Linked DNA regions of Homo sapiens: region 1 is linked to region 2. Evidence: read pairs that join two places in POLR2A ChIA-PET (ENCODE). Cell type or tissue: OCI-LY7. All regions are shown on one strand. Each heading gives the region's core, and the rest is flanking DNA. Links, peaks and the distances in the headings are about the cores only.

What was found. Peaks named below come from ENCODE experiments on the same cell type or tissue, not always from the same donor. Only the 100,000 strongest peaks of a DNase experiment are listed, where the experiment ranks them.
Region 1: POLR2A ChIA-PET joins it to region 2 with 11 read pairs; 8 of 35 experiments call an interaction of 5 or more read pairs at or near these places.

Annotation. Positions count from the first base shown.
Region 1 is chr4:121,786,439-121,800,408 of GRCh38, reverse strand. No RefSeq gene overlaps it. Among named protein-coding and RNA genes, the nearest start is that of EXOSC9, 7.9 kb to the left of the region's middle. RefSeq lists enhancers at 5,621-5,915, 11,447-11,496 and a silencer at 5,621-5,915. In OCI-LY7, for the core only: no CTCF peak of the experiment used is centred there; a DNase peak (open chromatin) is centred at 4,538.
Region 2 is chr4:121,857,306-121,874,092 of GRCh38, reverse strand. BBS7 (Bardet-Biedl syndrome 7) reads left to right here and starts at 3,619. Exons shown (of 19, transcript NM_176824.3): 1 at 3,619-3,815; 2 at 6,047-6,112; 3 at 10,814-10,876; 4 at 12,414-12,589; 5 at 14,915-15,101. The coding sequence starts at 3,780. BBS7-DT (BBS7 divergent transcript) reads right to left here and starts at 3,442. Exons shown (of 1, transcript NR_186650.1): 1 at 1,247-3,442. RefSeq lists an enhancer at 3,689-3,918. In OCI-LY7, for the core only: no CTCF peak of the experiment used is centred there; no DNase peak of the experiment used is centred there.

The DNA of each region.
Region 1 (13,970 bases), core at 810-8,809, 69 kb after region 2:
TTTTGCTTTAGAGGTGGTAGGCACTGTAACTCCTACGCAGTCTTTCTCTGGCTTCTTTGGTAGCTTCTCACAAGTTTTTTCTACCAGTGATACATTTTAGTCTCACTTTGTACCACTTGCAATCCATGTACTCAATAAATACTTGAAGAGGGCCTACTCTGTCCAAGAATAATTTAAGTGCTGGAGAAACAGGGTAGACAAGATCCTTTCAAGGAATTTATATTCTTTTTGGAAAAGGCAAAAAACCCTAAACAAATAGAACAATTTCATACAGTGTTAAGTGCTCTCTGAGAATAGGAATGCTATCTTAATAGGGGTAGTTGCAGGAACAGGTGACTTTGTAGCGGTGACATTAAAGTAAAGTAAATCTTTGGTGTTGAGCAGGAGCACCCTTGATGCCATCTGGAGAGGAAAAGTGTTTCAAGCAGAAAGAGTAACATATGCAAAAACTGAGATGAGATGAGCTCCACATGGTCTGGAGAGAGAAATTGTGAAGAAGGAGGAAAGTGGACAGAAATGATTAATTTTCAAAATCGGCAAGGGGATTACAGGGTACTAACCACTTAAGTTCTTTAGCAACATGAATTCATTTTTATAGTACAGTTTCATACCAGAACTCCTGGTTGATAAGTTCTTCATTTAAATCCTTGAGTTCTTTCAGTGGCCATTTGGTAATTTTTCCCTTCAGCGATGAAATAGACCTTTGTTGAAATAGCCTGTTATTTACTGCAAGGCAGCTTGGTAATGGAAAGAGAATGGACTTTGGCTTCAGATAAAGTTCAGCTCAAATGAACTTGGAGTGAGCTAAATATTCTTTCTGATTTGGGGGTTCTGTATCTTCAGATTGGAAATAACAATTATTCTGTGTTAAGTGGTCTGAATGAAAGCATCTGATGAAACATTTTGGACATGATAGCTATTCAAATGTTAGTTTCCTCCTTTCTTGTTGGGTTGGCAAAGGCTTCCCATGAAACTGCCCAAACTCAGCATGACAGATTGCTTTTCTGAAACTGCTGCTTGATTACTTTGCTTTCCTTCCACTTTTGTTGAATTTCCACTGTTCTTTTCTACTTTCACTTTTATATTCTAATTTAAACACTCTTGCTTTTGTCTTTTTATTTTCGAGTTAATCCAAAGGTGTATGACCCATCTCCACTTACATCTACATACCATCCTAAAATATATGTACTTTACAACCTTGTGTTTATAAGAAATTTTTGAATGCCAAAGGAAAATTTGTTTCATGATTTCAGGGAAAAATAAGTTTGGAAGGTTAAGAAGAGGTTCAGATAATGTGTCAGGTAATGTGATACATTCTATTATTTTTTTTTTCTTTTTTGAGAGAGTCTCACTCTGTCACCCAGGCTGGAGTGCAGTGGCATGATCTTGGCTCACTGCAACCTCCACCTCCCAGGTTAAAGTAATTCTCCTGCCTCAGCCTCCCAAGTAGCTGGGACTACAGGCATGCACCACAACGCCTGGCTAATTTTTGTATTTTTAGTAGAGATGGGGTTTCACCATGTTGGTCCGGCTGGTTTCAAACTCCTGATTTCAGGTGATTCGCCCACCTTGGCCTCCCAAAGTGCTGGGATTACAGGAGTGAGCCACCGCACCTGGCCTCACCTTCTGTTCTTAAAAGAAGAATCAGTTGGAATCAGCATATTAATCTGGATGATCTGTCTAAAAATAACCTAGTTCTCAACAAACTATTTGAGTGTGCATTCTCTTTATTGAACATCAGTTGCTTTGTCTGACCAGCAGCCTTCTATTTCTTGGAGAAATGCCCTTTCCTGACCCCATGCGATTCTAGTGAGCCAATACATTTGAGTTGGTCTTTGTAAAAGTGTGTCCGAAGGAATTCTAGTACATTTCTACTAGAGTATAAAGTCTATGTCTTCTTCACCTTTGTAGCACCCACTGAGACTGGTAGTGTACCTTGTGAATCAAAGGATGAATGGCCTACTTAGCACATCTGGTGAAAGAATTAATGGGTGGAGGCCAGGTGCGGTGGCTCACGCCTGTAATCCCAGCACTTTAGGAGGCCAAAGCAGCCAGATCACTTGAGGTCAGGAGTTTGAGACCAGCCTGGCCAACATGGTGAAACCCCCGTCTCCACTAAAAATACAAAAATTAGCTGGGCATGGTGGCACACACCTGTAATCGCAGCTACTCAGGAGGCTGAGGCTGGAGAATCGCTTGAACCCAAAAGATGGAGGTTGCAGTGAACTGAGATTGTACCACTGCACTCCAGCCTGAACAATAGAGCAAGAATCCATCTCAAAAATAAAAAAAGGCTGGGCACAGTGGCTCATGCCTGTAATCTCAGTACTTTGGGAGGTCAAGGTGGGCAGATCACTTGAGTTCAGGAGTTCGAGACCAGCCTGACCAACATGGTGAAACCCTGTCTCTACTAAAAATACAAAAATTAGCCAGGCATGGTGGCCCACACCTGTAATCCCAGCTACTCGGGAGGCTGAGGCTGGAGAATCACTTGAACCTGGGAGGCAGAGGTTGCAGTGAGCTGAGATTGTGCCACTGCACTCCAGCCTGGATGACAGAGTGAGACTCCATCTCAAAAAAAAGAAAAAAATGGGTGGATGAGTGAACAAATGAAAGCTTACCATTTTATTTACCATATATCTGCTGTACAATTTGTCTGTATAGAATTTGGTGTACCAAAAGTTATCCTGGAAGGGTATAATATGAAATATTAAAAATGGTTATCTCTGAGTGATAGGATTTTGGGAAAAGGTTTTTATTTCATTTTGCTATTTTTTCTTTATGAACTTTCCAAATCTTCTGTAAGGCATGTGAATAGCTTTTATTATCAGAAAAAGTAAAAAGTAAAAAGGTGTTATGTTTTCTTTTTATTGTTTGGCCATACTTAGCTAATTTTTTTATTTAAGGGAATTTTGACTTTCAACTACATTTTAACAAAGACATTTGTTTTGTTTTTTTTCAAGATTCAAACGGGAAACCACTTATCAGTTAATATGTTGAAAAGATTTTATGTATTGACAACTGAATATGTCAAATATAGTGCAGGCCTGGCGCGGTGGCTCACGCCTGTAATCCTAGCACTTTGGGAGGCTGAGGCGAGTGGATCACAAGGTCAGGAGATTGAGACCATCCTGGCTAACATGGTGAAATCCCATCTCTACTAAAAATACGAAAAAAATTAGCCGGGCGTAGTGGCAGGTGCCTGTAGTCCCAGCTACTCAGGATGCTGAGGCAGGAGAATGGCGTGAACCCGGGAGGCGGAGCTTGCAGTGAGCCGAGATCGCGCCACTGCACTCCAGCCTCGGCTACAGAGTGAGACTTCGTCTCAAAAAAAAAAAATGTAGTGCAAATTTCCCTCGCATATGTTTTATGGGAATTATAGATTTTTAAGTCCATTAGATTATCCAGTCCATCTCTAGCTTCCTTGGATATTGAAAAGAGCTTTTCCTTTGACTCTGATTATATCATTTGTTATGTCCAGGAAGCTATATTATTATTATTAAGGCTTTACAATGTATTTAGAGGAATAAAAAATTATCCATTTTCAGCTTATCAAAAATACAACAAATTAGAAGATAATTCAGGGAAGGGACATTTTCATTTCACTTAGATTATGCATATGGCTCTATCTTGGACACATCACTGATGCCCTTGGATTTGTTCTCATCTATTAAAAGAAGATTCATGCTCATCGATAGAAATCTGTAGGAAATTATATTGTTTAATGTCTAAGCAATAAATATGATCTAGAAAAGTTGTCACTTAGTTTTCTACAAATAAAATAAGTGGAATTTGCTATTGTGAATTAAACTAATTGTCATGTAAATAACTTATAGTGTTGTATAGTAAGCAAAACAATGGCCTCTTTTAAAGATTTCCACATTCCAATCTCTGGAAACTGTGAATATGTTGCCTTATATGGCAAAAGTTATTTTGCAGCAGTGATTAAGTTATGGGTTTTCAAATGGGGAGGTTATCCTGGATTAGCTGGGTGAGCCCAAGAAGGAGGCAGGAGAGAGAGACCTGGAAATTTGCATTTTTAACTGGCTCTCTGGTGATGCTGATGCTGCTGGGCAGTGGATCACATTTAAAAGTGGCAAGAGTTTGGATAAAGATGATTTCTGTTCAGTAGACCTTTTGGAATTTATAAATAGGAAGAGTTTAGGATCAGTAATCTGGCCGAAAGGGACTGAAGAACTCAGAAGGCTGCATTTGCTTGGTAATCACACTGCGTTTACTTAGAATGAGAGTTTATTTGGATGGATTGAGGGTGATAGAGGTTATGAGAGAGGAACTAAACAGGCTAGCAAGCTGTGTTTTGTTTTTCTCTCAAAGAGTTTTAACAATATTTGAATCCTTTTGGCAGGGCATATGTTGAAGGCCAAAAGAATGAGGGTCATGATCAACTCAGCATACAACTGAAGGCTATATGAGTAAACAGCAAACTGTTTCTCATGAAAGCAGGATGTTGGCAAACTGACAAACTGCATCTGCCGCCCAGAAGGAATGCTGAGGGGAGTCACAACCCAGGCACAGGTGTTTCTTGTGGTTAGGCACATGTGAAGCCTGTTAGCAATAACGTGAACCTGTGATCAATCAAGCAGCTGACCAATTGTTACCTCCTTCTCCCTGCTCTTTCTACCCGATAAATACGAAGGGCTGCAGAAGCTCAGGGGCTGCTGCCTTTGCTCACTAGAAGCAAGGAGCCCTCTTCTTTTTCCCCTGGTCCCTTCCTTTAAAACAGTTTCTTTTGTTTTAAGTTTTCATTTCTGCATGCGTCCGTTTTCGTTCAGTCTCGTAATGACAGTCTCAAGTAGTGACAGTAGTAAGTCTTGTAATGACAGTCTCAAGTAGTAACAGTAGTAACTGTTGTAGTGACAGTCTCAAATAGTAATGTTTTGTTTTTTGTTTTTTGTTTTTTGTTTTAAGATGGGAGTCTCACTCTGTCACCCAGGCTGGAGTGCAGTGGTGTGATCTCGGCTCACTGCAACCTCCACCTCCTGGCTCAAGCAATTCTCCTGCCTCAGCCTCCCAGGTAGCTGGGACTACAGGCATGTGTCACCAAGCCCAGCTAATTTATTGTATTTTTGGTAGAGATGGGGTTTTGCCATGTTGGCCAGGCTGGTCTCCAACTTCTGACTTCAAATGATCCGCCCACCTCGGCCTCCCAAAGTGTTGGGATTACAGGCATGAGCCACTGTGCCCAGCCCCCTCCAGGTGATTCTTATAAACGTTAAAGTTGGAGAAGCCCTGATCTAAATTTCTAGGAGAGAGATATATATCCAATCTTATCTAGCTCTAGGATTCCCTGTCTGTTTTGTGCAAAATGTGAGGGGAGGTGTCCTCCACTCCCCTGTTCCCATAAGGCAGTGCTAACTGCCTGCTTACAGATTTCCAGAGTTAGGTGGAATTCCTGCTATGTGCTAGGCAGTGTGATTGGTGCCAGCAAAGTTCAATAGGAGGTACTTCCCTACAATGTTTGCTAACTTGCTGTTCACTCACTTTGTGGAAGGAGTGCTTTCAGTGACAATCTAATCTTGAGGCATATTTTAACATCATGATTTTATAAACTCATAGACAATTTTAAGAACAATTTCAGGTTAAGAGAAAAATTGAGCGGAAAGTACACGAAGTCTCCATACACTTTTCCCCCACATACACAACCTCGTCCACCCATCAACAGCCCTCATCAGTGTGGTCCATCTGTTACAGTGAACCAGTATTCGTTATCTGTCTTTTACAGATGCCTATGTTACAAGGTACAGACAGATTGAGTAATCTGTCCAAGTTTGCACAGCTAGTAAGCCACAGAACTAGGATTCATACCCAGACAGCCTGACTCCAGAGACTGTACTCTGTGCTGCTTCTTGTAAATGGGAATTCATTTCTATGGCAAGTGTATTCTCTTCACTCTTAACACCAAACCAGGTTATTGCCTTTCTCTCTGTGAGGATCTTAACTTTCCTCATTTAATTACTTTGCCATCTGATATCCATATAGAGAATAAAGCTGCTATTATTAGATTATCCAAACTCAATTTCTCATGCTTTAACTTGACACACAATTAGAAGTATAATGATGAAGTAGGGCTCATTAATGCAAAGAGACATATGAAGTCTGACTACAATTCCAAAGCTAGCATACAGGCAAGAGTGAGGTTGATATTGAGCTTTTATCACAAGCAATAGGAGGAGTTCTACATGCAAAAGTGGCCCTGGTTCTTGATGGATAGGCTCTTACAGAATACGTTATTTGTACTATGTTGGCCGCTCTCCATTAGCCCAACTCCCAGGGATGCTGTACCCATACCATTGATCAACTCCTTATTCAAATAAATGACTTAAGAGGAAAAGTTTCTATTTTGTATCTCTTCGCTCTTACCCTGCTTGCTTCTTCCTAAAGTTGTCTAACAAGGAAGGCTTAGGCTGTTTCAGAGGCAGCAGCTTCAGCAGAAATGGGAGAACACCAGACGATGCTGACTCTCCCATGAGGTGACCATGGACAGCCTAGGCTGGACTGTGGTATCATGTAGGCACGTTTCTTTTCTTTATCTTTTTTTTTTTAGACATGGGTCTCACTATGTTGCCCAGGTTAGTTTAACTCCTGGCCTCAAGTGATCATCTCAGCTCGGCCTCCTGAGTTACTGGGATTACAGGTGTGAGCTACTGTGCCTGGCTGAAGCGTACATTTCTCTAGCAAGCAATATAATATTATTTTGAGATAGTATTTCAGTGGTAACAGGCCCCTAAGATGGCCCCCAGTGATTCATACCTCCTGATATTTAGGGCCTTATGTGATCCCCTCCCCTTGAATGACTTACTTGTAATCAACAGAATACCTCAACATTAAGGGGATGACACTTCTGTTATTGGATTATAAGAAAATATAACTTCGATCATGCTAGCGGACTCCCTCTCTTGCTGGATTTGATAAAGCAAGTTTCCATGTCAGGGGGCCCACATGACAAGGAACTGAGGGTGTTCTGCAGCCAGTTGCCAGGTAAATATTTGGGACCTAAATCTATATCTCAAAGGGAATTGAAGCCTGACAACAGTCACAGAAGTGAGCTTGTTGAGCTTCCTATGCTGAGCTTTTAGATGAGACTTTAGCCCTCGCTGACATCTTGATTGTAGCTTTAAGAGGGACCCTTAAGCAAACCCTGTTAATGTATGCCTGGGTTCCTGACTCACAGAAACCATGAGATAATAAGTGTATGCTGCTTTAGGCTGCTAAGAAGCAAAAGATGACTAATGCAACTTTGAGCACAAACTCTTCTCAGGTGAGCATTACTTATGAATCTCGTAATTCACTAGACTACTCTCACCTTGATGATAGTATAAATAAAATCCCCATTTGCCTTTTTTTTTTTTCAACATTTGAGGTTATCAAGATGTTGCTAACACCAAGTATGGTGGTGTGCACTTATAATCCCAGCTACTCATGAGGCTGAGGCAAGAGGATTGCTTGAGCCCAGGAGTTCAAGACCAGCTTGGGCAACATGGCAAAACCCTGTCCCCACAAAAAATACAAAAATTGGCCGGGTGTGGTGGCACACACCTATAGTCCCAGTTACTTGGGAGATTGAGGTGGGAGGATCACCTGAGCCTGGGAGGTTGAAGCTGCAGTGAGCCGTGACCATGCCGCTGCATTCCAGCCTGGGTGACGGAGTGAGACCCTTTCTCAAAAAAAAAAAAGTTTGATAATGGGAGTTTCCCTTAATTTTTGTTTCTAGTATTACTAATAAAAATTAGGTTTGTAAGAAGTAAAAATTTATAAGAATTCAGTCATTTATATAAGTATTCTTTGCGAACCTACTATGTGCCAGGCTCTATTTTAAGCACTGGGATAATGTAAACAAAATAGAACAGGTCACTTGGAGCCTATATTATAGAGACAGGTAGACAAAAAAGTAATAAACAAACTATCAGTAGTGCCTGGTAATGAGAGGTGATACAAAGAAAAGTAAAGCCCGGTGAGAGAGAGTGGCCAAGAAGTTACTGTGAAGTAATGTAATCAGGAGAGAGGCCTCTTTGATGAGGGGGCATTTGAGGAAACCTGAAAATGTGAGGAGTCAATAATTAAGTAAATGGCCCGGGCACAGTGGCTCATGCCTATAATTACAGAACTCTGGGAGGTTCAAGCTATTCTCCTGCTCAGCCTCCCGAATAGCTGGGATTACAGGCATGCACCACCATGCCCAGCTAATTTTGTATTTTTACTAGAGATGGGGTTTCTCCATATTGGTCAGGCTGGTCTCTAACTCCCGACCTCAGGTGATCTGCCTGCCTTGGCCTCCCAAAGTGCTGGGATTACAGGTGAGAGCCACTGCACCTGGCCATGATGTACCTTTTAAAATAGGAGAGGTATAGCCTTCAAAGTTGCAAGCCCAATGTTCTAAGTAACTTTCCTGGCCTCTAGGAAAGTTTCGGCATATAGACCCAGAAATAGCTTCCCAGACACATTAGGTCTTTTGCATATCTGGATACATTATTAAAGTAAAAGTAGAAAGAAGTGGATGTCAAATGTTTTTTTGAAAGCCAAAAATGTCACACTTTTTAAATGCCATTTCTGATGTGGTTCAGGGCATGGGCTTTGGCATCAGACAGCCTTGGGCTTAGATCTTTGCTGGGGAAACTGTGATGTCTTCGACACATGATCTTACTTACCTCTTGTCTTAAGCAGCTCGTGCTGCTATATAATAAAATACCACAAAGTGGGTGGCTTATGCAACAAAAATTTATTTCTCATAGTTGTGGTAGCTGGAAAGTCCAAGATCAAGGCACTGGTTTGCGGAGGGCAACTTTCTTGCTATATTCTCAGACGGTGAAGAGACAGCCTCGCTCTTGTGTCTCTTTTTAGAAGGGTACCCCTAAGACCTAATTACTTCCTAAATGCACCACCTCCAAATACCATCATATTGGGGATTATTAGGGGATTATTTTGAGAGAAACACAAACATTGGGATTATTAGGGGATTATTTTGAGAGAAACACAAACATTGTCAATAGCACCTCCTGAAAATGGAATTGTTACAGCTGATGCTCATAGAACAATTATTACATGCCAGACACTGTACTAAGATGTTTGCATTTATTAATTTAATCTTCACAATTCCCTTACACTCCACTTTACAGATGAGCAAAATGAGGCAGAGATTAAATTACTTTCTCAAGGTCACATGGCCATTTAAGTGACAAGGTCAGGATCTGAATGCAGGCTATCTGGTTCCAAGTCTGTGTGCTTAAGTCACATGCTGCTGCCTCTTGATGATAACAATTTCTACCTCATAGATAAGCACTCAGCACAGTGTGAGACATGAGGCAAGCCCTCAATAAATATATGTTGAATGAGTGACTTTGCAAAGTCATAGTAAATTATAACATAGCCAATAGAATATTTGTATACTCTGTTATGGCTAAATAACTCAAGTTTTCATCTTTTTAGGCTCTCTGGTGTGTATGATAGCAGCTTGGCAAATCTATTTTCCAAAAATAACCCTATTTTGATAGGACCATTATATTCTCTAGTAAAATTCGATTGTGCTGAGCCCATGCTGATGCCTAATCGTCACCTCTTACATTTCTAAATGATTACAGACTATCTGATCACCTGTTTTAGAATTTTGTCTGCAATCAGTATAAAGCTCTTCATTCTTTTTCTTTCTGTCTTTCTTTCTTTCTTTAACAGCCTCACTTGACTATTTTTTGTTTTTGTTTGCAAAGAAAGAGGTTTAATCATTGGGCTGGCCCAACTAGGAGATAGGAGGAAACCTCACATCCATCCCCTTAGTGAGTTTGGGCTTGGGTTTTTAAAGGTTTGAGAGTGGGCGGAAGTGAAGAGATCATTGATTGGTTGAAGAGTTCATGGTGGAGACATGGGGCAGGGAGATGAAGAAGCTTAGTCTCATGTTGATTCTGTTACTCTGTGCAGGTCTTTAATCTGATTGGCATCAGCTGTTTTGCTGAATGCAGGATCTCTCTTCATTCTATTTAGTGTACAGTATTTGCCTTCTTTGCATTTTTTGGAATTTAGGGGAACTTCTGGTTCTCTTCAGGATCAAAATTGGGTATACTTCGTTAGTGATGAAGACCATCAGAAATTTCCCACATAATGTTAATTTTTTATTAAAGCAATGAGATAACTATATTGTACTTGGAGAGCATTTGAATTCTACAGCTAGCAACTGGCTCCTATTTCAGGCCATAACTCCGTATCAAATTGTGGGTCTGATCCAACATAAAATGAGATTACTCATCTGTCAGAGGAAAAGCTCCAACAGGAAAATTTAGGTAGGATGTGAGTCATATAATGTGACATTCTTCTGCCCTGCAAATAAATCCTATTTAACTAAACCATATGTTTTAAAGGAGTTTAAAAAATGAAAATGTAAAAATGTTCATATATCTAACCCCTTGAAATTATGTCTTTCATACATTTGAATTTCTCAGAGTTATACTTGGACTTTGAGAATAAGTCAGTCATTTTCTTTGTGGCAAGCTTTTCCTACTGCATTTTTTCTTTAATAAATAATTTGTGATCATTTAAACATAGCAAAGAAATTGAGCTATGTGTACTTTTGTTGTTGTTATTGTTTTATCTAGATGGTATTGCCTGAGTCAAAAGTTGGTAGTAAAAGTTCTGAAATGTTGAAATGTATAGTCCATGATCTCCCTTCTTAAAATTTCTAGGAGTCAATTGAATTCTTAGGAGATGAGAATTAAACTTCATGACTTCAGTGGTCAAGTTAGCATTTTATCTCTGCAGTTTACTTTTAAAATAATGATAACTTGCTTCTATTGGGAAGTTTCAGTTCAACAGCTAGAATTTGCCAGATGCAGTGGCTCACACATGTAATCTCAGCACTGTGGGAGGCTGACGGGGGAGGATGGCCTGAGCCCAGGAATTGGAGACCACCCTGGACAACATAGCAAGACCTTGTCTTTACCAAAAAAAAACTGAAAGGAGGGAAGGAAGGAAGGAAGGAAGGAAGAAAAGAAGGAAGGAAGACAGGCCTGGTGTGGTGGCATGCACCTGTGGTCCTACCTATTTTGGAGGCTGAGGTGGGGGGGATCCCTTGAGCCCAGGAGTTTGAGGCTGCAGGAAGCCATGATTGCATCAAAACCAACAACAATAATAAGAAAAACCAAAACAAACAAACAAACAAACAACCCCCCCCCCCCAAACCCAAAACAAAAAGCCCCAGCTAGAATCAGGGTACTACTGAGATGGATTCAGTTTTGGTCACAGAACTTTCGAGTTGTACCCTACCCCTTGTTTCTTTTCTCTTTTTGCTTTTGGTATGCTGAGGGCTACAGATGAGTCACAAAGAAACTGCAAAAGATGGAGGTGGTAGGAGAAAAAAACAAGCGAGACCAGACCTTGTTGTCTCTTAGGGGAACATTAGCCTCTTATCTGAGGGTTTAAAGTGTGTGAGTATGTGTATGTATGTGTAAGTGTCTCTGTGTGTGTTTGTGGAATCTAGATAGACCTACATCTCCTTGTTAAAACTAATAAATATTGAGTCTCTTAATTTTCTGTATCATTTAATATCATCTGTCTTCTTGAAATACTGTTTTTTCTTGACTTTAGTGTTCTTCTCAAAGTACCTTTTCCTCTTGACTTCAGTGACTTGTTATACTTCTGTTTTTTCTACCTCTTTGGATATTCCTTTTCAGTTCCTTTTGGGGATTCCTCTTTTTCAGTTCATCTCTTAAGTGCCAGTGTTTCATGGGATTCTGTCCTAGAAAATGTCTCCTTTTATACACTCTCTTTAGTTTTCCACTTCCATGGTTTCAATTACCAGCAATATGCTGATGACATCTAAATCTATTGTACCAGCCCAGACCTCTTCTCTGGGCTCTCAGTGTCTCCAGATGTTCCAGGGACATTTCAAATTCACTGTGTCCACAGCCGAACTCTATCTTTCTTCTAAACTTGTTCTTCCTTGTGTTCCCTTGAGTGAATGGCAATACCCCAGTAGCCAGTAAACCAGAGTATCATTCTTGATTCCTCCGTCACCACACCCACTCCTTCTCATAAATCACCAAGTCCAGCTGAGTCCACCTACTAAACACTTAACCCATATGTTTTATCCAATTTCATTGTCACTACCATAACTCAGGTCACTATCATCTTTTTCCTAAATTATTGTATCAGCCTCCGACTTAACTGCCTAGCCTCCAGTGTTGCCCTCGAACAGTTCATTTTCCACATCTTGTATGATGCTTCTAAAACACAAGGTATGGTAGCTTGTGTCTGCAGTCCCATCCACTGGGGAGACAGGTGGGAGAATCACTTGAGCCTGGAGTCTGAGGCTGCAGTGAGCTGTGATTGCACCACTGCACTCCAGCCTCGGCAACAGAGTGAGACTTCATACCCCAAAAAGAAAACAAAACACAAATCTAACAATGCTGCTTTACATATAGCCCTCCCATGGCTTCCCATTGCTTTTAAGATACATTCCAAACCCTGTGCCATGGTTTACAATGCCTTTTCTCATCTAGTTCCTGTCTGTTTCCTCAGACCCATCTTTAAAAACTTTCCTGTTCATCTAATCTTAAACTTTACTGAATTATTTTAAATTACTCAGAAGTACCAAGTTCTCTCTTAACTTCAGCCATTTGCGTTGGGGTTACCTGCCTGAAAGACTTTCCCTGACATTTTATGCTGGCAAACTCCTAAGCATTCTTCAGGTTGCATCTCAGAGAAAGCAAAAAGCCTTTCCTGAAACCACAGACCCGGTTAAACCCCCGCTCTGTGCTCCTGAAGATTTGATACTTCCTCCATCTTTGCATTTATGGCATGGATTAAAGTGGTCTGTTTGCCTGGCTGTGTCTCCCATTAAGTTCTGTTGTAGTCACTTTTTAATCCACACTGCCTGGGCCTCAAATATGGAAGGAGCTTAGTAAATATTGAATGAGTGAATGAATGAATGAATGAATGAGAGAAGAGTGGGAAAAGGATGAAGATGGAAACATGTTTACCTGGAGCCACAAGCCTAAATGGTACTGCCTAGCAAGAGTAATCTTCATAGCCACCTTTGCATTCTTTCCATGTTCCAGGCACTGTTCAAAGCAACTCCCATACATTTAATTTTCCCAACAACCAGAACTAGATGAGGATTCTGATGCTTAGATAAATAAGGTAACTTGCCAAAGTCAGGCATTTATTAGTTTGATGCTTTCTCTTCTTTAGTGGGGAAGCTATGCATGTTTAGGACATCTAACAAGATAGACTACTAGTCATATGTCGCATATAGGTAAGACCAACGTGATTATAACAGACTTCCAGTGTAAGCCTTCAGGTTCTCTGAAACTAACAAATAAATACATTAAATCATTAAATTAGAAAATATTGTATTTAAAATAAATATACATCTTTGTTATGGGAAAATTGTTTTCAATTTTTTTTTTTCCAGATAGGGTCTCACTCTACCCAGGCTGGAGTGCAGTGGTGCAATCACGACTCACTGCATGCAGCCTTGACCTCCTGGGCTCCAGCGATCCTCCCACTTCAGCCTCTTGAGTAGCTTGGACTACAGGGGTGCACCACCATGCCCCACTAATTTTTAAAATTTTCTGTACAGACAAGGTGTTCCTATGTTGTCCAGGCTGGTCTCCTGAGCTCAAGCAATCTTCCTGCCTGGGCCTCCCAAAGTGCTGGGATTACTCAGGTGTGAGCCATGGCACCTGGCTAGAGAAAACTGTTAAACAGGATTAATTACTCTACAGAACCTTTAGTTGACATTATATAAATGAAATGTGGAACATTTCAATGAAACTACCTTCTTTTCTTTAAAATAGTTTCAAAGCCTCGAGAAGGATAGATGGTGTTTCAGTCATCTGCAATAATGTGAAGGACACCAAAGTCAGCTGAGGTGAGGCAAAGAACCAACTACGATTGAGCCAGGCTAGTGATTTAAGATGCATAAAGACATTTGTTCAGAATTGGAAAATTTTACAGAATCCAAA
Region 2 (16,787 bases), core at 5,793-13,792:
AAAACCACAGTGGCTCATGTCTGTAATCCCAGAACTTTGGGAGGCTGAGGTGGGCGGACCACTCGAGCCCAGGAGTTCAATACCAGCCTGGGCAACATGGCAAAACTCCATCTCTACAAAAAAAAAAAAAAAGAAAGAAAGAAAAAGAAAAACCACAAGAATCAGGAAAGTAGCTGTATCTGAACTTATCTGTATTTCCCCAGGCAGAGCTCTATGCACATTAAGGAAGGACCGATGAAAGTGAGTCAAAGAATGTCAGCTCTTAAATCCTGGGTCACTATGGGTCAGTAGTAGTCTGTGGGGCCCCGAGGGGCAGGGGTGGTTCCTGAGGCCTTTTCACAGCTGTCTGCAATTTTGAAACTATTTTCATAACACTAAGTTGTGATTTGCCATTTCACTCTGCTGACATTTGCACTGATGGTACCGAAACAATGGTGGTTAATACTGCTAGTGCTTAAGCATAAATCAAAATAGTGGCTCCAAACTGTACTAGTAGACACCATATTCTATATAACATGCACTGATAGGAAACAAAAACCATTTCATATAAAAATGTTCTTAACGAAGCAGCAACATTGTTAATATTATCTTTTTTTCTTTTTTCTTTCTTCTGATTCAGCCCTCATTTATTACATCTTAACTCTTGAATATGTCTTTTTAAATGTTCTATGTGAGGACATAAGAAGTATGTATAAAATCCTTCTACTGAATACTGAAATACATTAGTTGTCTCAAGGAAAAGCACTTGTGGGATTGAGCTGCTAGCTGAACTTCCTGCTTTTTTCATGGGACACTTTTTATTTGAAGGAATTACTCACAAATTATGATTATTCAGACTTAGATATCTGGCATTTACTTTCTTGTGAATTCAAGAAGGGAACCTATCAGTTCAAGGAAAACAATCGACATTTCTTGCCAATGTGTAAATTTCAAACTTTCAAGCACAAATTTGAATTTTGGAAAATATGTATTCACCATCTAAGTTTGACAGATCTCCCATACTCGGGACTTTACTGATGAGATCCATGGTGATACTAACAGATGGAATTTTTTGATGTTGTGTAACAAAGTCACATTTCACATTGCAACTAACCTTTCAAAAAACTACTACTTGTTGAGTTTGGACCAAATTTTCTTCATATACATGAACAAAAACAACATATAACAATAGATTGAATGCAGTAGCAGATTTGAAGCTCCTCCTGTCTACTATTAAAATGGACAGAAAATAGATTTGCGCACAGTACCAGTTATTTTATTTTTTTATTTTGGAAAATATTTTTTTCATTAAGATATTTGTCATAGGTTTTTAAAAAACACTAATTGTTTTCAGTTCTAATGTCTAATATGGTAAAAATCAATAGGTAACTCATATAAACAAATGGTCTTTATACTTTCCAAAGCAATCTACAGATTCAGTGCAATTCCCATCAAAATATCATTACTACTTTTCACAGAACTAAAAAAAAAATTCTAAAATTCATATGGAACCAAAAGACAGCCTGAATAGCCAAAGCAATAATAAGCAAAAAGAACAAATCTGGAGGCATCACGTTACCACACTTCAAATTATACTGCAAGGCAAGTTACCAAAACAGCATGGTACAGGTAAAATAAATAAATAAATAAATAAAGACACATAGACCAATGGAACAGAATAGAGAACCCAGAAATAAAGCCAAGTACTTACAGTCAACTGATCTTCAACAAAGCATACAAAAACATAAATTGGGAAAAGGGCGCCCTATTCAATAAATGGTGCTGGGAAAACTAGTTTAGCCACAGGTAGAAGAATGAAACTGGATTCCCATCTCTCACCTTATACAAAAATCAACTCAAGATGAATCAAAGACTTAAATCTAAGACCTGAAACCACAAAAATTTTAGAAGATAACATTGGAAAAACTCTTTTGGACATTAGCCAAATGCAACAAAAACAAAAATAAATAAATGGGACCTAAATAAACTAAAAAGCTTCTGCACAGCAAAAGAAATAATCAGTAAACAGCCCATAGAGTAAAAGAAAATATTTTCAAACTGTGCATCTGATAAAGGACTTGTACCTAGAATCTACAAGGAACTCAAACAAATCAGCTAGAAAAAAACAATCCCATCAAAAAGTGGGCAAAGGACATTTTTCAAAAGAAGATATACAAATAGCCAACAAACATGAAAAGATGCTCAACATCACTAAATCACCAGGGAAATGCAAATTAAAACCACAGTGAGATACCACCTTACTCCTGCAATAATGGCCATGAGGCAGGCGGATCACGAGGTCAGGAGTTCGAGACCAGCCTGGCCAACATGGCAAAACCCTGTTTCTACTAAAAATACAAAAATCAGCCAGGCGTGGTGGCGGGCACCTGTAATCCCAGCTACTCGGGAGGCTGAGGCAGGAGAATCACTTGAACCCGGGAGCCGGAGGTTGCAGTGAGCCGAGATAGTGCCATTGCACTCCAGACTGGGGGACAAGAGCAAGACTCTGTCTCAAAAAAAAAAAAATAAACATAAAAAATAAAATTTAGAAAATATACGTTGGTGTCGATATGGTGAAAAGGGAACACTTTTGCACTGCTTGGGGGATGTAAATTAATACCACCACTATGGAAAACAGTATAAAGTTTCCTTAAATAAATAAATAAAGGTGGAGCTACCATTCAATCCAGCAATCCCACTACTGGGTATCTACCCAAAGGAAAAAGACACATATACACGCATGTTTATAGCAGCATAAGTCGCAATTGCAAAGATATGGGGCCAACCTAAGTGCCCATTGACTAACGAGTGGATAAAGAAAATGTAGTATATATACACCATTGAATACTACTCAGCCATAAAAAGGAACGAAATAATATCTTTTGGCAGCAACTTGGATGGAACTGGAGGCCATTATTCTAAGTGAAGTAACTTAGGAATAGAAAACCAAATACTGCATGTTCAGTTATGAGGATGCAAAGACATACAGAGCGATATAATGGATTCTGGGAACTCCAGGTAGGGAGGAGATTGGGAGCGGGGTGAGGGATAAAATACTACATATTGGGTACAGTGTACACTGGTGGGTGACGGGTACACTAAAATCTCGGAATTCGCCACTCAAGAGCTCATCCATGTAACCAAAACCCGCCTGTACACCCAAAACTATTGAAATAAAAAAAACATTAAAAATGAGAGAAAACCCACAAAAAGCAAATGGTCTTTGTGCTCCTCAACGGTTTTTAAGAGTCTTGTAAATAAGTCCTAAGGCCAAAAGTCTAAGAACCGCTGCTGTAAGCTAGCACCTATAACGGTGGAACCTAATTCTTTGTAGGACCCTTTCCAATGTCAGAGTGAAATCGGTCAGAATCTAGCAGGCTTATCTAGTTTTTTCTACAGCGATAAGGAAAGAAGTCCAGTATTAGCCCTGGGCCGCGGTGAGGGTGGAGCCAAGACTGCGTCTGGGGTCTCTGTGGAAACCGCCCTGTATGGGTCTCCCGGACCTCGCCTCTTTTGTTCCTCTCCGCCTCTGATTGGAACACGCTGTCAGTGGGCGGTGCTTCGGGAAAGGGGCGGGCCTTCATCTTCTTCCAGGAGCCCCTCGCAGCAGCGTACTGACGTCACGCAGGACGCCACTGCCCTGTCGCCCCGCCTGTGCAGCCCAGGACCTAGGCGCGGTAGCTGGGGCTGGCTTTTGAGGGGCGCGGGCAGCCTTCTGACTGGGTCGGAGGCCTGCGGGCCCGAAGCCTCTGTCCCTCCTGTTCTTGTCCGGCGCTGCTTAGCCCCTCCGCGTAGTCATCATGGATCTGATTTTAAACCGAATGGATTATCTGCAGGTAAACCCAAGGGATAGGGCGGGCGCCGCGCTGGGCAAGCCCAGCACCCGGAGAGGATTCCTTCCTTCCACTGACGAAAGTCTCGGTCGCCAGGAGCTGGTGCGGAGGCGAAGGAGCCGGGCTGGGTGCCGACCTCTCAGCACCCCGCCTTTGGGCAGCTCCCTTTCGTCTGTGACGGTCCGAGGGGACCGGGGAAAAGCGGCACAAGCCCCCACGGTACTGGCTTCTGCCGGGTCCTGAGGATGCTCTGAAAATGTGACACTGTCTCATCCCGGATTCCCCCCAGGGCCCTTCTCCTCCTCCCTAGCCGTGGCTGCCTGAGGGCCTCTAATCCTCAATCTCCATCTCTACCCGGACCCTTTTGCGGAGCACCAGGCACTTGTTTCTTACTGTGAGCTGTACCGCACCAGGCAGATCATGGTAAAAGCAATGAAAACCGGGCCGGGGGCAGTGGCTCACGCCTGTTATCCCAGCACTTTGGGAGGCCGAGGCGGGCGGATCACCTAAGGTCAGCAGTTCGAGACCAGCCTAGCCTACATGGTTAAACCTCTTCTCTACAAAAAGTACAAAAATTAGCCCGGTGTGGTGGCGGGCGCCTGTAATCCCAGGTACTCGGGAGGTTAAGGCAGGAGAATCGCTTGAACTCGGGAGGCGGAGGCTGCAGTGAGCTGACATCATGCCACTGCACTCCAGCTGGGGCGACAGAGCGAGACTGTCTCGAAAGGGGGAAAAAAAGCAATGACAACAGTTTAATGTGCATCTAGCTTATTCTAAGAATTTAGCATACCTACCAACATATTTAATCCTCATAAGAATTTGCAAAGTAGACAATATTATAAATGAGGATCTAAGGGGTTAGAGAAGGCAAGTAATTTGCTTAATAGCTAAAAATTAGGGAGTGGCTATTTGAATCAAAGTCTCGGACTCCAGAACTGGTGTATTTTTGTTACACTACACTGCCTTTCAGAATTTCTTTCAGACCTAAAATTCTCTCTACCCCAATTCCTCATCATATTTTTAGGCCACCTCATTTTAGTTAATGGTACAAATGTTTGCCCAGTCAATTTTCTAGGGGTTTATGCTATGTACTTCCATATCCAACTGGTCACCACATCTTACTGCTTTTAACTCCCAAATATCTCTTGAATCTGTCCCATATCTTCCATCTCTATTACCCTCATTTGGGTTCTCATCTTCTCTTGCTTGAATAATTGAAATAACCTCCAAATTGGGCTCCTGAACTCCAGCTTCATCTCCCTCCAAGCCATCCTTCACATCACTTGCTAGATTGATGTTTCAGAAATACAAATCTAAGCAGATGACTTTAATACAATTTTCTGGAATGCAGAATAAAGTCATTTATACTATATGAACGTTTTATCATGATGTGTTGTTTTCACCAATTCCTCTCCCATTGGTCCCATCCTCTTCTCCTAACTATACACCAGCAGTGACAGTTCCCTGCTGCTTTCATCCTCTGTATTTTTTTGTAAAATAATCTTCACCTGTTAGATTGGATGTTATGGCCATTATCATATTTGGTATTTTAGCATAAATCTTCTTTTTTTTTTTTTTTTTTTTTTTTTTTTTTTTGAAACAGGGTCTTGTTCTGTCACGCAGCCAGTCTGGAGTACAGTGGCATGATCATGACTCACCACAGCCTCAAATTCCTGGACTCAAGTTATCCTCCTGCCTCAGCCTTCCAAGTAGTTGGGCCTGCAGGCATGCACCACCATGCCTAGCTAATTTTTTATTTTTTGTAGAGACAGAGTCTCCCTGTGTTGCCTAGATGGTGTTGAACACCTGGGCTCAAGTGATCCTCCCACTTCAGCCTCCCAAAGTGCTGAGATTACAGGCATGAGCCACTGCATGTGGTCTTCCGTTGCATTTTTAATAACTATAATCTATTTTCAAAGTTCTTGAATCACTTTGCTGAACAACTGTATGCAGTTGGAAAAGAAGGCTTCTAGAGATATTTTTTAGTAAAGCATCTTGCCAGTCATCTTACACAACTATTTTTGGCTTGACAACTTTATAGGATAAATTTTACTATTTTGGTTGTTTCCTATATGTATTCTGACTAATATGACATATCTCATTAGAAAATAAATTAATTACTGATAATAGTTATATCACTAATTTCAGTTTAACAAAAAGGTTCACTATAACTTATTTTAATCTCTGTAATAACTTCAAATTAAATTCACTAGGCATCTGGTGTTTTTCTTTAGGTGGGAGTAACATCTCAGAAGACTATGAAGCTAATTCCTGCCTCAAGACACAGAGCTACACAAAAGGTACTGTATAGATTCTGATTTCTCCACTATTCCCTAGCAGTGACAGAGGAGAGGCTCCTATTTCCTTCTTTATTATTAAGTTATTCTCTTAAAAATGCTAATGTTAAAATGGAAATGAATTTTTTAATTTGAACAGAAACTGGAATACCAAGGGACATTTATAGACAATAATTTTCTTGGACATTAAAATTATTATATACCATTAGTAAACAGTGTAGGCAAACTTAAAAACCATACTCCATTTTTTCTGTGTGTCAGATGTGTATATGAAAAAAGAAATATAAAGCAGAATAAGGTATCAAGAAAATGTTCTCTTTAAACTTTCTCATATTTTAAAGTCATTAAATATTTTGATGTTAAACTGTACTTAACTAACAATATTGATTATGTTTAAAGAAATGTTGATCCTATGATTTCCACAAAACAATTATAGTTTCTTAGTAGACTAGCCAAATATTTTAATAGCTGCAAAAAAATACTTTATCCTGATATATAAACATTTTAGCAAGATGAATCAACAATTACACATAGTACTAGAAGTCCTAGCCAGAGCAATTATACAAGAAAAAGAAATAAAGTGCATCCAGATTGGAAAGGAGAGTCAAATTATCTCTGTTTGCCGATGACATGATCCTATATATAGAAAAACCTAAAGACTCTACCAAAAAACTCTTAGAACTGACAAATGAATTCAGTAAAGTTGCAGGATACAAAATTAATATACTGAAATTAGTAGTGTTTCTATACACAACAAACTAGCTGAAAAAGAAATCAAGAACACAATCCCAATTATAATAGATAAAAGATAAAATACTTAGGAATAAATTAACCAAGGAAATGAAAGACCTCTATAAAAAAAACTATAAAACACTGATGAAAGAAATTAAAGAGGATACCAACAAATGGAAAAACATCCCATGTTCATGGATTGGAAGAATTAATTTTGTTAAAATAACAATACAACCCAAAGCAATCTACAGATTCAATGCAATCTCTATCGAAATACCAATGTCATTTTTCACAGGAAGAGAAAAAAAATCTTAAAATTTGTATGGAACCACAAAGACCCCAAATAGCCAAAACAATCCTGAGTAAAAGGAACAAAGCTGGGGCATTACACTACCAGATCTCAAAATATACTACAAAGCTGTAGTAACCAAAACAGCATAATACTGGCATAAAAACACAGAGACACAGAGAACATAAAATGGAATAGAGAACTCAGAAATTAATCCACATATCTACAACCAACTGATTTTTGACAAAAGAGCCAAGAACAGCCCCTGGGGAAAGGACAGCCTCTTCAATAAATGGTGCTGGGAAAACTGAATATTCATATGCAGAAGGATGAAACCAAGACCCCCACCTCTCACCCCATATAAAAATGAACACAAAATGGATCAGAGACCTAAATGTGGCCAGGTGTGGTGGCTCACACTTGTAATCCCTGCAGTTTGGGAGGCCAAGGCGAGTGGATCACTTGAGGTCAGGAGTTCAAGACCAGCCTGGCCAACATGGTGAAACCCTATCTCTACTAGAAATACAAAAAAATTAGCTTGTCATTGTGGCAGGCACCTGTAATCCCAGCTACTCAGGAGAGGAAGACTCCATCTCAAAAAAACAAAACAAAACAAAACAAAAAACAAAAAAAGACCTAAATGTTAATGCTTTAGGACATTGGTCTGGGAAAATAGTTAATGAATAAGACCTCAAAAACACAAACAACAAAAGCAAAAATAAACAAGTGGGATCATATCAAACCAAAAAGCTTCTACACAGGAAAGGAAACAATCAACAAGAGTGAAAAGACAATCTATAGAATGGGATTTAAAATATTTGCAAACTACTCATCCAACAAGGAATTAATATCCAGAATATACAAGGAACTCAAACATACCAATAGCAAACAAACAAGCAATCTGATTAAAAAGTGGGCAAATGATCTAAACATTTCTCAGAAGAATACATACAAATGACCAAAAAAACATGAAAAAATACTTAACATCATTAATCATCAGGAAAATGGCAAATCAAACCACAATGAAGTATCATCTTACCCCAGTTAGAATGGCTGTTATCAAAAAGACAAGAAAACAAAAAACCAAAAAACAACAAATACTGGCAAGAATGTGGAGAAAGGAAACTCTTCTGTGCCATTGGTGGGATAGTACATCCACTATAGTGAACAGTATGTAGGATTTTTCAAAAACTACAAATAGGGCGACCATATGATTTAGCAACCCCACTGCTGGGAATTTACCCAAAGGAAAGGAAATCATCATATCAAAGAGACAACTGCAGCCTCATGTTTTATTGCAGCACTGTTCACAATAGCCAAGATATGGAATCAGCCTGGGTGTTTAACAACAGATGAATGTATAAAAAAAAGTGGTATATATACACAATGGAATACTATTCAGCAATAAAAAATAATGAAATCCTGGCCAGGCATGGTGACTCACGCCTGTAATCCCAGCACTTTGGGAGGCTGAGGCGGGCGGATCACCTGAGGTCAGCAGTTGGAGACCAGCCTGGCCAACATGGTGAAACCCCATCTGTACTAAAAATACAAAAATTAGCCAGGCACGATGGCAGGCATCTGTAATTCCAGCTACTTGGGGGGCTGACATGGGAGAATCGCTTGAACCCAGGAGGCAGAGGTTGCAGTGAGCTGAGATGGCACCTTTGCACTCCAGCCTGGCCGACAAGGGCAAAACTCTGTCTCAAAAAAAAAAAAAAGAGAGAGAAGAATGAAATCCTATCATTTGCAGTAACATGGATGGAACTGGAGGACATTATGTTTAGTGAAATAAGCCAGGAACAGAAAGTTGAACACCACATGTTCTCATTAATATGTGGAAGCTAAAAAAAGTTGGTCACGTTAAAGTAAAAAGTAGGACAGAGAATACTAGAGGCTGCAAAGGGTAGAGGGAAGGGAGGGATAGGGAGATATTTATTAAAGGATATAAAATTATAGCTAGATAGGAAGAAAAAACTCAAGTAGTCTATACCACTATAGGATGACTATAGTTAACAATATATAGTTTCAAATAGCTAAAAAGAAGGTATTGACTGATCCTAACCCAGAGAAATGATCAGTATTTTAGATGATGGATATGCTAATTATCCCAGTGTGATCAGTATATGTTATATGTATTGAAACATTGCTATGTACCCCACGAATATGTACAATTGTTGTCAATTAAAAAATAAATGAATAAAATAAAAAAGATAAACCAACAGATTTCTGATTGTCATTTACTGTATTAAGTCTACTAGATTAGCACTTCTCAAAATTTTTGGTCTCAGCACCCCTTTACACAATTAAATGATTGAGGATCCCAAAGAACATTTGTTTATGTAAGTTGTATGTATCAATACTTACTATATTAAAATGAAAACTAAGAAATGCTTAAACTATTTTATTTTAAAAAAATTATTACATGTTTACATAACATGTCTTTATGAAAAATAACTATTTTTCAAAACAAAGAATTTAGTGAGTATAGTGTCATTATGTTATACTTTTTGCAACTTGTTTAATGTCCTGGCATAAGCATACACACATAGATTTTCATATTTGTTTACTGCATTCAATCTGCTGTGCTATGTTGTTTTGGCTGAAATATTTGAAGAAAATCCAGCTTACACAGATACATAGCTGGAAATAAGGAGGGGTATTTAAATAGCTTTTTCAGATGATTGTGACTCTCTGTTTGATACTATGCCTAAACTTGATAAGTAGTAGTTTCTTAAATCAGAGCTCCCAGAGTTTTTTAGCACCAGGAACCAGTTTCGTGGAAGACAGTTTTTCCACCAATGGGGCTGGGATTGTTTTGGGATGAAACTGTGTTCTACCTCAGATCATCAGGCATTAGTTAGATTCTCATAAGGAGCATACAACCATGCGCAGTTCACAATAGGGTTTGTGCTTCTATGAGAATCTAATGACGCTGCTGATCTGACGGGAGGCGGAGCTCAGTCTGTAAATGATCACTTTCCCGCTGCTCACCTCCTGCTGTGTGGCCTGGTACCCAGCAGGCCACGTACTGGAACTGGTCTAAGGTTGTTTGATATCTACTTTTGAGGAAGAAGTGTTAAAATGTCCCTCTATATTTATTTCAAAACAATTCATTGTCTACATGTTGGTAATTGTTGAAACTAGGTGATAGGCACATGATAATTCATTATAATATTTTGTGTACATTTTCATACATTAAAATTTTTCTTTTAAAAAAGGTGTTTAAAATTATTAAATATGTCAGTCACAACTTTATTTGATAATCTGTTTTAAAAGTTAATCTTAAAATGTTCTTATGCTCCAGTTATGAAAAAAAAATTACTTTGTAGGCATTTCTGTCCATAACTGTTGTCTGGCAGTATACCTTCGTAACAACCTGCATGTGGACTCCCAGAACCTACAATAAAAGTTGAAAAAAAGCAAAACAAAATATATTGTGTTGTCCTATTAACATTATAGGAACAAAATCTATGGCCAATTACTTTTCTAATGACTCTCCATATCCTTCTCTTTTGGCTCTTGTTCTTTTGAGGATTATTTTTTGTGGGGGTGTCTTTCCTAGATTTTCTGATCTCTATTAAGTCAGTATTTATAAATTAAGAATCTTGCTTTCCCTGTATATAATTATTAGGTCATAATATTAATAATAGTAATTTTAGATTATCTTCCATCTATTACAGGTGGTTATTGGAGATCATGATGGGGTAGTTATGTGCTTTGGCATGAAGAAAGGAGAAGCAGCAGTAAGTATAGCTTTGTGAAGGGGAAAAATGGTTTTCTAAAAGAGAATGCACTATTTATTGAATAATACTAGGTTAAAAATTTCCTAAAATACAGGTAATGGAAAATGGGTTCTGAGGTAAGTAGTTATGTGAGATATGAGTCTGCGGGTAGCACAAAAGTAATTTGCTAGCTAGTTGTAAGGCACCTTTGGCATCCTGTGGTCGTGGGTTACTTTTCTATGCTGTGTAATATATTACCCCAAATTTAGGGCCTTAACACAACACACATTTATTATCTAACAGTTTCTGTAGCACAGGAGTTTGTGCTCAAGGTTTCACACAGCTGCAATTTAGATGTCAGCTGAGCTGTGTTCCTTTCTAGAGTGTGGGGTCTTATTCCAAGCTCATGTGGTTGTTTGCAGAATTCAGTTCCTTGCTATTATAGGACTGAGGTCCCCACTTTATTAACATCTGTAAACCAGGGGCTGCTCTCAATTCCTTGAGGTCTCTGCAATTTCTTGCTCTGTGGTTCTCTTACAGTCCTTCTCACAACATGGTAATCTAATTCATCAAAGCCAGCAGGAAATTTCTGTAGTCTGCTAAGAAAGAATCTTATGTAGCATAATGTAATCATGGAAGCAACTAACCCACAACCTTTTCCACTTAATTTAACCTAATCAAGGAAGTTATTACTATTACATTATCATATTTACAGATCATAATTAGAAACTTAGAATGATGAGTCTGAGATGTGAATTCTAGTATTCATTATATATTATATGGAATTTCCAGAAAGATGAAGAGAATAAAAACTACCAGAAACTCAGTGTTTCCATTATTCATATTCTCCCAGATATCTTATTCTCTGTATATAAAGTCATGGGGAGGAAGTGGAGGAGAAGAAGCTGGTGCAAATAATAAAATGGAAAATAACCACAAAAAAATTAATGAAATGAATATTGTTTTCAGTTAAATAGATATATGATTATAGGTATTAAGTCATACATTCACATTTTCAGTAAATTCTATAGTCCTTTAACTATTAAAATTTATAAAAATTGTAAAGAAGCCAGGAAAGATTAGTTTTAAAAGATGATTGAAGTGTAAAAACATGTTCATTGGACCTCATTAAAGAATTTGCCAAATGGACTTCCCTGTTCGTAGGAGTATTGTTAATCCAATGCCTCTAAAACTTCAGTAGGCATAGGAACCAGCTGGGGAATCTTGTTAAAATACAGATTCTCATTCAGTTGATCTGCTGCATTTTAAATAAATTTAGTGATGCTAACATTGCTGCTTAGTGAACTGTACTTTGAATTACAAGGATTTAGATTTCAATGACATCATTCAAATATGTGTGGGAATATATATTTAAAAGTTAAGTATAGCAAAAAACCTGAAGACCTGCTGAAGTATATAGATTATTATCTAAAATTATTTCTATATAGTGGAACTATAATATTTTGCAAATTTAACATCATAACATTTTCTATTGTAAAGGAAAAAATGCTCACAATAAAGTAATTTGTGTACTTTTTTCCTGAATGATTTTTTTCAGGCAGTGTTCAAGACTTTACCCGGGCCGAAGATTGCAAGGCTGGAACTGGGAGGGGTTATCAACACACCTCAGGAGAAAATTTTTATTGCTGCAGCATCTGAGATTAGAGGCTTCACAAAAAGAGGAAAACAGTTCCTCTCCTTTGAAACAAACCTCACTGAAAGCATTAAAGCTATGTATGTCTTTTGTTCTCTTTTGTATTTTTACATACTTATTTATAATATTTTGGATAGATGTGAGGCAACTAAGTATCATATCTTAATAGGCTTTCTGGAAAATAAAATTAACTAAAGGTATTTTATTAGTCAGAAACTAAATTTGACCTACAATCAATATTAAATTGGTTGTTGAAATTTTTTTAAAGAACTTTATAGTATTTATACAATCATTTTTGACAACTTGGTTCAGTTTGATTCATGATCAAGGTATCAAAAAAATTGAAAATAAATCTAGATATTTAGCTTTATGTTCCTTGGCTATTTTTGATAGTTCTGGTTTTCAGGTAGCATCATTATGTTAAAAGGCTGGCTGTCAAAGTTAGTGATTACCAATAGGGTATAATTTCAGGTATATCAGGTAAGACTCTAAGTGAAATATAGCTCCCTAAATGGCTGCCTGATATGTGAGATTTTGCAATTCAGATTTGAGTTTTTGAATCACAGGGAGCTGAAAAGGGCTTTAAAATTCATCTAATTCATTATTTCTTATATTTGCTACTTAGAAGAATCCCTTGGGCCACTTAAACAATTCCTTGTCCTACCTCATACCTGCCGAATCAAAATAACCAGGAGTAGGTTTTATTTTTATTTTTTAAGTTCTTCCTTTGAATCTAGTGCAGCCAAGTTATATAATCAGCCAGACTCTTAGGCTAGAAACAACTGATTCAGCCCAAAGTTTTGTATAATGCACAGCACATCTCCTGATGTTTGGGATGTAAAACATTGGCTTGGTGAAATTAGATTAAAATTAAACCATGATAAGTGGAAATATGTAATTTCAAATGGTTTAACAAGAATAGTAACACTTTTGAAATACACTTGTATATAGACATGGCCAATGATAATTATGGAATACTGAAAGTAATGTGTTAATAGCATAACTCTACATTCGGACAGTTATATGGATAGTAGTGTGAGAAAGATAGAGAGTTTCTCAGTAACAGTCTCTTCAAGTGGTTTCTTAAATGTTTTTACTAGAGTGGCAAAGATGGGATAGAAAAGTTCTTTACTCAATTTTTGAAAATTGATTGTCTGAATCCCCACATTTGTAAGGTTTTATAGGAAAACAAAAGTTATAACTTGAAGATATTCAGTAAGGAAACTGACCACTTAACATTAGTCACCACATATCCTTTCCTGCTTAATGTTGCCATGTATCCCCACTCATGTCAACAATAGAGATTGCTAAATAGTACTTTGGCCAATATAATGCAAATATAATACAGATTGGTTTCAAAATGGAATTTAAAATTTTGAAAAACATAGAGAATTTCATGAAATTGATAAAAATAGTAAGAGGACTATTCAATCATATGCAGAGCCACAAAGTGAGGCCACTTAATAACTGAAGAATAGAAAATCAGGGAGGATTATTATAGGATAAGCTCTTCAGAGAATAATTTTAATATAAAATTTTTTAATAGAACTTGGAGGTAGAGGAATACATGAAACATTCAAATAAAATTACCCTCTTTATGATAAATATGGTAATAACAACCTAGAAGTGAAAAATATATCACACTTAAATATAATTTTTGTCAAGACATTTTAGCTCACCCAAGTGAAAACTCAGTTCAGTCTAAGAATTAGAATATAGTTATGACTATTGACTAAATTTTGTTAAATGTAATATGAAATAAACTTGTTTTCATTTCTTTTTTCAAGATAAAGTTCTAATGAAATCTTTTTTTTTCTGCTGTTTATCATTTAGTTTGAGGTAGAATCACTTAAAATAGACTTTTTCAGGCAATTTAGTGTGGTAGTAAGAAAGCTAACTCGAGCAAAAAACTGAGTTGCAGTCTAATCTACTACTTAATACTTAGGTGCCATTAGGCAAGTTATTTTACATTTTATTATTCACCTGTAAAAGGAATAATAATGGTCCTTATTTTATAGAGTTATGATGATTAATTGATCTAATACATAAAAATCACTTAAGATAGTGCTTGGCACATAGTACACAAAGAAGTCATTTTTTGATGTATTAATTGTCTTTGGATATAGACAGTTAAATTATCATTATCTTGTCTTTGTTTTCCATTTTTCTGAGCTCAGTTTTTATTGAGAAGCCCGAGGCCTTAACATCCTCATTTTCAGCTTTCAAAATCAAAAACAGTGTTATACCAAAAATACTAGGAATTAACTAGGAGAAAGTTTTAAAAACTGTGTTCTCTAAGTCTATAATAAAATGTTAGTAAACTGTATACATTTTTCTGTTTTTATCTCTGAAAAAAATTCAGTACCTGTGCTTATTTTTAAAAATTACTATTTTAATGTTCTCAGGCACATATCTGGCTCAGACCTCTTTCTCAGTGCAAGTTACATCTATAACCATTATTGTGACTGCAAAGACCAACATTATTACCTTTCTGGGGATAAAATCAATGATGTGATCTGCCTTCCAGTGGAAAGATTATCTCGTATCACACCTGTATTGGCCTGCCAGGACAGAGTGCTCAGAGTTTTACAGGTTGCTGTTATTTGTATTTTTCTAATTTTTTATATTATGTGAAAGAATATCAATGAACATTATGTACTTGAGATAAATTAGTGGTTACTGTTTTAAGGGCTTTTATAAACATGTGGAAACAATTTTTAAATAATTTGACATATTAATTTTTTTAACTTGAGTCAAATGTGTTGTTTTGTAAGTTTTTAAGAGAAGCATATTTGGAAGAAAAAGGATTTTTTTTGCCTCACCATACACAATTTCTGAGCTATTATCAGAATGGAGTACTTTGACTACAGAGAACCTTTACCTGCCTTTTTGTTTTGTTTTCTTCTTCCATCACCTTTATCTTCCCCAAAAATCAAATTAAAGGAAGAAATTGGGTTGGAGGGAGGATGTTATATAACTTGAGTTTATCCAGTGTTTATGGAAGTATATGGAATAAGCACTCAGTAAATATATGTTGGATAAGTAAATGAGTGATAGAGGGAAAATTCATTTTGATGTCCTTATATTTCTGGTAAAAACCACGATTGGCTAAAACAACTGCTTCAGGTCATTGTTATGAGTAATAATAGTTACCACTATATCTTCTTGAGAGTGACTTTCAATAAAATATATGCACACACACACACACACACACTCTATAGGATGCTTAAAATAATGTTTAAAGGTAAATAGCATGTAACAGTTAGATGAACTGTATCAGAAACAGGCTGATATAGTTGGTGCAGTTGATGAAAAAGTTGAGCTGTGAAGTCCATGCCACCACAGGCTATCTCACTCTTTGGAATTCCATAGTCAGATGGCCATTTCTTGGCATCAGCCCTTTTGTAAAAGGAAAAATCCAGTGAGTCTATGAGGTTTTTACCCCCCAGGGACAAAGTAATGTTAAAGGTTCATTTTAGGCCAGGCATGGTGGCTCACACCTGTAATTCCAGCACTTTTGGAGGCTGAGACGGGAAGATCATTTGAGGCCAGGAGTTTGAGACCAGCCTGGCCAACATGGTGAAACCCTGTCTCTACTAAAAATACAAAATTAGCTGGGTGCAGTAGCACACACCTGTAATCCCAGTTACTCAGGAGGCTGAAGCACAAGAATCACTCGAACCCAGGAGGCGGAGGTTGCGGTGAGCTGAAATTGCATCACTGCACTCCAGCCTGGGCAACAGAGGGAGACTCCATCTCAAAAAAAAAAAAAAAAGAAAAGAAAAAAGGTTCATTTTAGAGTTATGAATGATTAATTTCCCCCATAGCCTATGCTTTTAAATATGAATTGTTTTGAACAAGGCTTTTAACAGGAGCTGTTTAGCATTCAATTAGAAATTGACTGAATTCTAGGATTCTGCTTTGACAAGAGATCCATATGCTTATTATTTTTAAAATAATTACTAAAGATCTGTAGAAAATAAAGTTGAAGTCTTTCCCTCTGCACCGCATGCTTTTTTCTCACTCCCCGTCTATCTCTGTGAATAATCCATTACTCCAGAGGTTGCCTCTTTTTAACAGTTTTGTGTATATTCTTTTGTGTTTATATAGTTACGTGTAGATATCTGTAAATTTTAATATGATATTTTAAATAAAAGATAAAACAGGCTGGGCACAGCGGCTCAGGCCTATTACCCCAGCACTTTGGGAGGCCGAGGTTGGAGGATCACTTGACTCCAGGAATTCAAGACCAGCCTGGGCAACATAGCGAGACCCCCA